Regions from separate parts of the Homo sapiens genome. Here region 2 is linked to region 1. A link is a loop called in an ENCODE intact Hi-C map of the cell type or tissue named here. Cell type or tissue: heart right ventricle. All regions are shown on one strand.

The links. Peaks named below come from ENCODE experiments on the same cell type or tissue, not always from the same donor. Only the 100,000 strongest peaks of a DNase experiment are listed, where the experiment ranks them.
Region 2: it touches region 1 in a loop (2.2-fold over the local background); 2 of 110 quality-filtered maps call a loop at or near these places.

What each region holds. Positions count from the first base shown.
Region 1 is chr16:77,893,493-77,897,492 of GRCh38, forward strand. All of the region lies in intron 7 of VAT1L (vesicle amine transport 1 like), which reads left to right. Among named protein-coding and RNA genes, the nearest start is that of VAT1L, 110 kb to the left of the region's middle. RefSeq lists an enhancer at 788-1,288. In heart right ventricle, no CTCF peak of the experiment used is centred here; no DNase peak of the experiment used is centred here; H3K27ac peaks cover 2,768 bases.
Region 2 is chr16:77,792,972-77,796,971 of GRCh38, forward strand. The region is part of intron 1 of VAT1L (vesicle amine transport 1 like); the gene reads left to right. All of the region lies in intron 1 of LOC107984878 (a long non-coding RNA gene), which reads right to left. Among named protein-coding and RNA genes, the nearest start is that of VAT1L, 6.4 kb to the left of the region's middle. In heart right ventricle, no CTCF peak of the experiment used is centred here; no DNase peak of the experiment used is centred here.

The sequences.
Region 1 (4,000 bases):
GCCATGAAAGTGGAGCTGTCCACAGACAAGTCAAATCCTCAACCACATTCAGGTGAGAGAAGGCTGAATAATTACTACTACGACTGCTACTACTATTACTACTGCTGCTACTACAGTACAATATTTCTAGAGGATTCGCTAAGTACTAGGCATTGTTCTAAGTGCTTTATGTATTAACTGATCTAAACTTCCCAACATCACAATAGTATCCAGGTATTATTATCCCCATCTTACAGATCGCAAAAATGAGGCTCTAGAGAGATTATACTTGCCCATAGTCCCTGCTTACCATTGAATTTGATGGAAATTTGAACCCCAGGAAAGTCTGATGTATAGAAGTTTTTGGAAAGGTATAATGAATAAACTCATTGAAGAATGAGCAAAATAATGCTACTAGGAAATGCTTAGCATAGCATGTTTATATGTGCCAAGTACCTTGCATTTATTAACTCATTAAATCCTCATGATTACCCCTAGTGGTGATAATTGTTACTCACATTATGATACAAATGAGGGAATGAAGGCATACAGAGAGGAATACGTTGCCCAAGGTCACACGGCCAATGCATGGCAAAACCAGCTTTCAGACCTAGGCAGTTTGGCTCTCGAGTCCATGCTATGGACATTAGCGTCTCCACTATGTTGGGAAAGACCAGAACCCTACAACCCCCGCTTTATTCCTGCATGTCTGTGAATCCTTCGTCCTTGGGCAGAGGATGAGGCATCCACAGAAAGGCAGCAGTAAAGGAACCACCACGGCCATCTGACAGGTCATTAGTGTCAGCTGCTGCTGACAAGCCAGGAAGTCCATAGAGAAACAGCCTTTGGGTTTGGCCCAGGCTCATTGTTGACCTTTCAGAAAGCAGTGTCAGTAGAAAGATGGGGGCAGAAGTCTGAATGCAGAGGTTGGTGAAGGGAAGGTGCAGGGAGGACAGGCCAACAGCCAGCACAAGCCTCCCACCTGGCACTGAACAGGACAAACGCCCGGAACCCAGCCAGGAGGAACAGAGGTCACAGGAGGGCTATTTAGAAAGCCAATTCGTGGTTGCCTAGGTCTGGGGGACTTGGAGAGAATGGAGAGGAACTGCTGATGGGGCATGGCATTTCTTTTTGGAGAGATAAAAATGTTCTAAAATTAATGGTAGTGATAATTTCACAACTCTGAATATGCTAAAAAAATGGAATCATACATTTTAAGTGGGTGAATTGTATAGCATATGAATTATATATAAAGCCGATATAGAGATATCATATATATGCTAAGATAGATATGCTAGTATACACGTATATTACACATGAGAAAGGGAGAGATTGAAGGGCTGTTTAATGCTGGGATCAGGAGAACTTGGGAGATGGGGAAGAGGCACAGCCTTAGAATCTCTGGATCCCTGGCCTCAATCCTTATTAATATCCTAGCTGTGTGGCCTCAGAAAACCATCCCACCTTGTCCATTCTCCCAGTTTTCAGATGAGCAAAATTGGGCTCCAGAAGCAATTGCTGTGTTTGCTGTAGGTCCCTACACTTCATTTTTTCCTTCCTGTGTGACTTCTTTCCCTTAAGTGGAATTTTAAATTTTTCAGTTCAACGTGATCACCCCAGCCACTTGCCCACACACACACACACACTCACACATTTCCGATTTCTACGCACATTCTCCCAGCTGGCCTCATGTGTTTTCTGCAGCTCAAACTTACCAGCACTATCACGCCCCCAGGCCCTGCCATGCCCTTGCACCCAGCTCTGCTCTGAGCTGCCCAATGGACCAAAGAAATTAAGGCACAGCTCTGCCTCAGTGTATCCATCTGTGACAGGCTGAAGAATGGCCCCCTAAAGATGTCCACATCCTAATCCCTAGAATATTTGAACATGTTACCTCATATGGCAAAAGGGACCTTGCAGGTGTGACTAAATGAAAGACTCTGAGACAAGGAGAATACCCTGGATCATGCAGATGGATCCAATACAATCACAAGGGCCTATGTAAGAGAGAGGCAGGAGGGTTGGAGTCAGAGGAGCAGATGCGATGGCAGAAGCAGAGGAAGAAGGGTGATGTGATACTGGGAATGGGAAGAGCCTGTAGAAGCCAGAAAAGGCACAAAAATTAAGGAGCCAGCCCTGTTGACACCTTGATGTTAGCCCTAAAGAGACAATTTCAGGCTTCTGATTTGCAGAACTGTAAGAGAATAAATTTTTGTAGTTTTATGTAAATTTGAGTTAATTTATTGTAGCAACAACTGGAAACTAATACATACCACTAATGCCACTCAACAAATGCTTACAGAGTGCCTGCCTGCTGCGCGCCAAGCACCGGGCCAGGCTTTGCAAACACAGTTGCAAGTGAGAAAGCCTGGGCCTATGCTTAGGGGCAGCCAGGATGGTGGAAGTGAACAGTCAGACAATTATATAAGCAGGGAACGAAGCCTGGAGGAAGAGAGCTGGGCAGGGCTGAGACCCAGGCCTGTGCCACAGCCTGGGCAAAGGCCTGGAAGTTGGAGAGAAAGATGGAGGTTGGCACATTCAAGGACAGAAGAAAGGTTCATCAGGCTGAGCACAGAGTGATGGGGAGGCTGACCTCGAATGGAGGGGAGAGGAAACGGGATAGGAGGAATTCCCGCCAACCGCCGGAATATACCCATCCCTCTGGCCTTACTGGACCACTGTGATTTTCAGAAACCTGAGACTCTGAGCCTCCCTGCCTTTGTTCCAGTTGTTAACTTGGCCTGCATGCCCTTCCCTCATCCTTGTCCTCCTGCAAAATTCCTGGTCACCTTTTAAGACTCAGCCCTGGTGTCGACTCTTCCGTAAAACCATTCCTCCCTCTTGCCATTATCCCAACCCTGAGTTAGGAGGTACTGCTTTTAGATCCCATGGGCTTGCCTCCCTCATTGACATGTGCATGGGCAATTTCCTGTGAAAAATGGAGAGAATAACGCTACCTTCCTTCGGTTTCTATTTAGAGGGATTAAATGACCTAATGTACAAAAGGTACTTAGCTTAATGACTGACAGAGAGTAAGTGCTCAACATTAGCTGTCATTACAGGGCATTGCAAATGCATTTCCCCCAGAGAGTGGAGATATTTGAGGTCAGGGACTCTTGGCAAGGTGCCAAGGGAGGAGAACACAGGATATGCCCCGCGAAAGATTTCTGGGGCCTCAGGGCATGCATTTTCATCAGCCTGGTGCAGCATCTCCCATCAAGGTTCTAAGCAGACAACTTCATCTACACCAGGAGACCAGCGTGTTGCAGAATTAGGCTTATTCACAGCTCAGCACTCCTTGTTAGGAGTCTGGGAGCTCAGCTCTGAATACATTCCTGTTACAAAGAAAATGCTCGTCCTTGCCTTTACGCCTGTCATTCAGATGAAAATACTTCACAAAACTGGATTTCCTTGTGAGCCAGGGACAGAGTCAACTCACACTGCCCTTGGCTGTGTTTTAAAAGACACAGACCAGGATTCTGCTGTTTCCAAAGACTGGAAAGTTTCTATTTGCCTTTGAGGTTGATGGAGAAATTACTTAATATATCTTATTTGCAGAAAGGCAACAGAGGACCAGTTTCAAGATTTTTCCAAGATATCTGTACTGATATGTTAATCACAGATTCTTTATTTGCTAGACTAAGTAGATAACTGTGCTGCAGACCAAGATTCTTGAATCTTGGGACGTACATTTAAATCAGATAATGCATGAGTAAAAGGTCACATCCTGGCAGATAAACATGCTGTGGATATTACCACTACCCCCACCTCTGGAATCCACACTTCGGTCTGAGCATCAGTTTCCTCCATTAGAAATGGGGATACTACCATGTTCCTTGTTATTGCATAGGATTTATGATTATTGTGCAATCAACTGAGTCCATATGTGGTGAACTCTTGTACACTGTAAACCACTCTGCTGACACGAGGCATATTATAATGTGCAGAAGCAGGTCTGATTGGATGGGGGCAAATTCTTGGTCCAAAAAACTGGTTTTGTTTTTTGTTTTGTGTTTGAGAC
Region 2 (4,000 bases), 100 kb before region 1:
GTATAAACTTTAGTTTATTATTCAAACTGGAACTCTTGTATTTTGAGACAGGCATAGCAAGTAGTCAAAAAATGGTAACCATTATTATGTAAACTTTTACTTTTGGTTGCCATAGATACTTATATAGTTTATTATTCAAACTGGAACTCTTATATTTTGAGACAGGGTCTTGCTCTGTCACGCAAGGTGAAGTGCAGTGGTGTGATCATGGTTCACTGCCACCTTGATCTCCCTGGCTCAAGTGATCCTCCTGCCTTGACTTCCTGCATAGCTGGGACCACAGGCATGTGCCACCGTGCCCAGCTAATTTTTTTTTAATTTATTTTTTGTCGAGACAGAGTCTATGTTGCTCAGGCTGGTTTCAAACAAACTGAACCTCTTCTGAAAGCAGAAGGGGCACTATTTATAATTACTCCTACATAGGAGAAGCTACAATCATAAACTGGAACTGTCTTAGGCAAACCAAGGTGTATGGTTCGCCCCTAACTGATACAAGTCAGAACTGTGCCTTTGCTGCTATCAGTCTTGTCACAGTTGAGTGTCTCTTAGACCGGGGCTGCTAGGATTTTAGGCTGGCAGAGGGTCTCCAGGTTGGGCTGCAGGAATGTATTTAAGTGGCCATTAACAAACCTTGTCTGGTTTGTGGTTCAAATTGGCTTGCAGTAGAAGGGCACTAATGGATTAGGGACATTTATTTTCCCAGAATGATTTACACCAAGAGGCTACATGAAACTGCTGGAAAGACACCAAGTGGATGAAAAATGGTTCCAGCCAGTCATGGTTCCATTGGCTGATCTGAAAATGGGCTGAGGGCAGGCCACATCAGAAGAAAGCTACCAGATTGGTGGAATTCTAATATGTCACGAGGGTATAGTAAATTGGAGATAGGGAAGGAACAAACATGTATTGATCAGTGGTTATGAGCCAGGAACTGAGTTGGCTGCAATACACTCTTTGTTTCATTTCATCCTAATGACAACTCAACAAAATCAGTATTGCCATCTCCAGTTAAAGATGAGGAAACTGATATTCACAGACACATCAGGATCACAGACTGCTAAGTGGAAGAGCCATGTGAACACCCAAGTGTGCCTAAAACCCAAATGGCTCTTTACATTTTGGAGAATCAGACAGACACAGTGACAAAGACATAAAAGAGAAAGAGACAGAGAGACACACACACAAATCATGAGAGATCAAGAGACACAGAGAGGCAGACGGGCACACAGACAGGAATACAGAGAAAGAGCCATGAATGTATTTGACTGATTTGAAATACAACTGCTAAGATTCAAAATTGCACAGTACTATCCTGCCTCCCACCCCAAAACGGCCATTATGTTTATGCACCACATCCATTTCATCTACACTTGTGAGATACAGTATGTGGGATGCTTTGGGGGATCCATCTAGATGGAGTTACTATGACTGTTGACCCAGAACACCCATGCTGATTAAACACAATCACAATCACCACTCCTTGAACCACTAAAGATATTGGAGTTCCTCCCTCTGCCTCATTTACCTTGATCAGGCCATTGCTACATTGGCAAACCAAGTATAAGTTATCCCCAAACAACAGAGCATTAAACTGTCACCAGTAAGGTTGATGCAATGAAAGGTGGCCAACATGATATTCCCTGTGTTTATTCAAAATAAACAAGTGGCATCCATGAGGTTAAGATGTTTGTAAAACTAAGATGTTGCTCAGAGGGTTTCTAATGCCAAGCCAGGAGCCACTCTGACATGGAGATTGGAATAATGTGTTCTGAATCACTCTGTATTGGATGGAAGCATCAGGATTTGAGAGGAAAGGATGACTCCATGCTGAGTCATATTTAAGGCTCATTTGATGATGAGAAAGAACATGGAAGTGCTAGCTCGGGTCATTTTTATTTAATGAAATTTGCATTCTCTCATCAACTGAGTCCTTGCTGATGAGGACTGGGGATGGTGACAATATCCGCTCTTTATCCAATAATGAAATGGGCTTCTTGCTTTTCTGGCGATTTGAAGAGGAAAGGAAACCTAGAATCAGTGATTCTTCTATCTCATGAGAACAAAGAAATAAGTTTTGACCCCATCATTTGAACCCACTGTTTATACTTAGCATCTTACCCCCTGAGAATACTTTGATCTATCAGTAGAGAAGCCTTTGTCTTTTCTCTCCATTTTGTGTCCCCTCTCCCTCAATCTGTATCTTCACATACTTCTGTCTTCCCATTTTTCCATTCTGCTGCTAAAAAATTAATAGCCACCAAAGAATAACCTCACTAATGGAAGCAATAATTGGTAGAATTTACAGTGGGGGCGGGGGGAAAGATTGAGAAATTAAGATTTGTTTTAATAATATTTTACATGAAATAGGATTCATCCAAGTAGAAATAATTTCAGAAAATAAAAGCGAAGTAAATGGCAAATAGCTTAACAGCTTATTAACAGCTTAATAACAAATAGCTAAAATGTGCCATTTAGAACATTTTAATTTGCTAAAAACCAACACTGTTGTCATACTTCTGATGGCTTGTTTGTAGTAGGTATTTCCTCAGGATTAAACCTTTTGGGGGGTTGAAACTATGGAATTAAAAATAACCTGGGATCAAAAGGAAGAGCCTGAAGGAAGAGCAGGAATGAAGGTGGATGGGTCAATTCAGAAAAGATTCATTCATTCCACCAAGTTGGTCAACTAGCATTAGTAGGGAATCAGCGCAGACGGGGAGGAAGCTGCCTATCCTTTGGAAAGTGCTGGGGCTCTGGTTTCAGGCAGACATGGATTAAAATTTTGCTTTGCCCTTTATTAACCATTTGTGTTTCAGCAAGTCGCTTAGCTCCCTTTTTTCTCTTTTTTTTTTTTTTTTTTTTTTTTTCATTTGAGACAGAGTTTTGCACTGTCGCCCAGGCTGGAGTGCAGTGGCGCAATTTCGGCTCACTGCAACCTCCACCTACCAAGTTCAAGCGATTCTCCTGCCTCAGCCTCCCAAGTAGCTGGGATTACAGGTGCCTGCCACCAAGCCCAGCTAGTTTTTATATTTTTAGTAGAGACAGGGTTTCGCCATGTTGGCCAGGCTGGTCTCGAATTCCTGACCTCAGGTGATCTGCCCGCCTCGGCCTCCCAAAGTGCTGGGATTTACAGGCATGAGGCACCACACCTGGCCAGTTGCTTAGCTCTCTAAGTCTTATTTGCTTTACTTACAAAATGGAGATACAACCTTATAGAACATTCGACATATACTAGGTTTCCATGAACAGCAGCCAGATCTCAACTATATAGGGACCAGTGAGAAACCAATGTCAGGTAGCTGATGATGGGCAAAGGGAATGGGGACTGATTATTGCACCCACCCTACCATCCATCTGCAGCATCTTTGCAGTGACAAAGCCTACTATGTACCTCAGCTTTTCATCTGATCTTCACCACCCCATGGGGTAGGTGTCACTGAAATTATCATCCATGTTTTCTAGGAGAGGAAGCTGGGACTCAGGGATGGAGTGGAAATAGTGAGAAGCTATAACCAATTTGGGTTCAGATCCTAACTCTACCTCACTGTGGCTGTGTGATCTTAAGCAAATAGCACTTTCAACTTATCTACTTCCTCACTTTGTTAATGATATGCACTTTTACTTATTGTTACAAAGACTAGCTAAGTGTCTGTAGCAGTCTTGACGGTGCCTTGCACATGGTGGCACTCAATAAAGGTTGTTTCTTCCTAAATGACTTGGGCTTTTACATACAGAACTAGGACATGAATTGCCATCTCTTGTTTTCTTGCCTAGCGTTCTCACACTAAACTACATTGCCAGCACGGAGTAGGATGCTGGCTTTTCTACAAAATGGAATGAAATCATGTCTTTTGCAGCAACATAGATGGAGATGAAGGCTGTAATCCAAAGGGAAATAACTCAGAAACAGAAAGTCCAATCTGGGACGTTCTCACTTAGAAGTGGGTACCTATGGCCATGGTACACACTGAGTAGAATAATAGACACTGGAGGCTCTAAA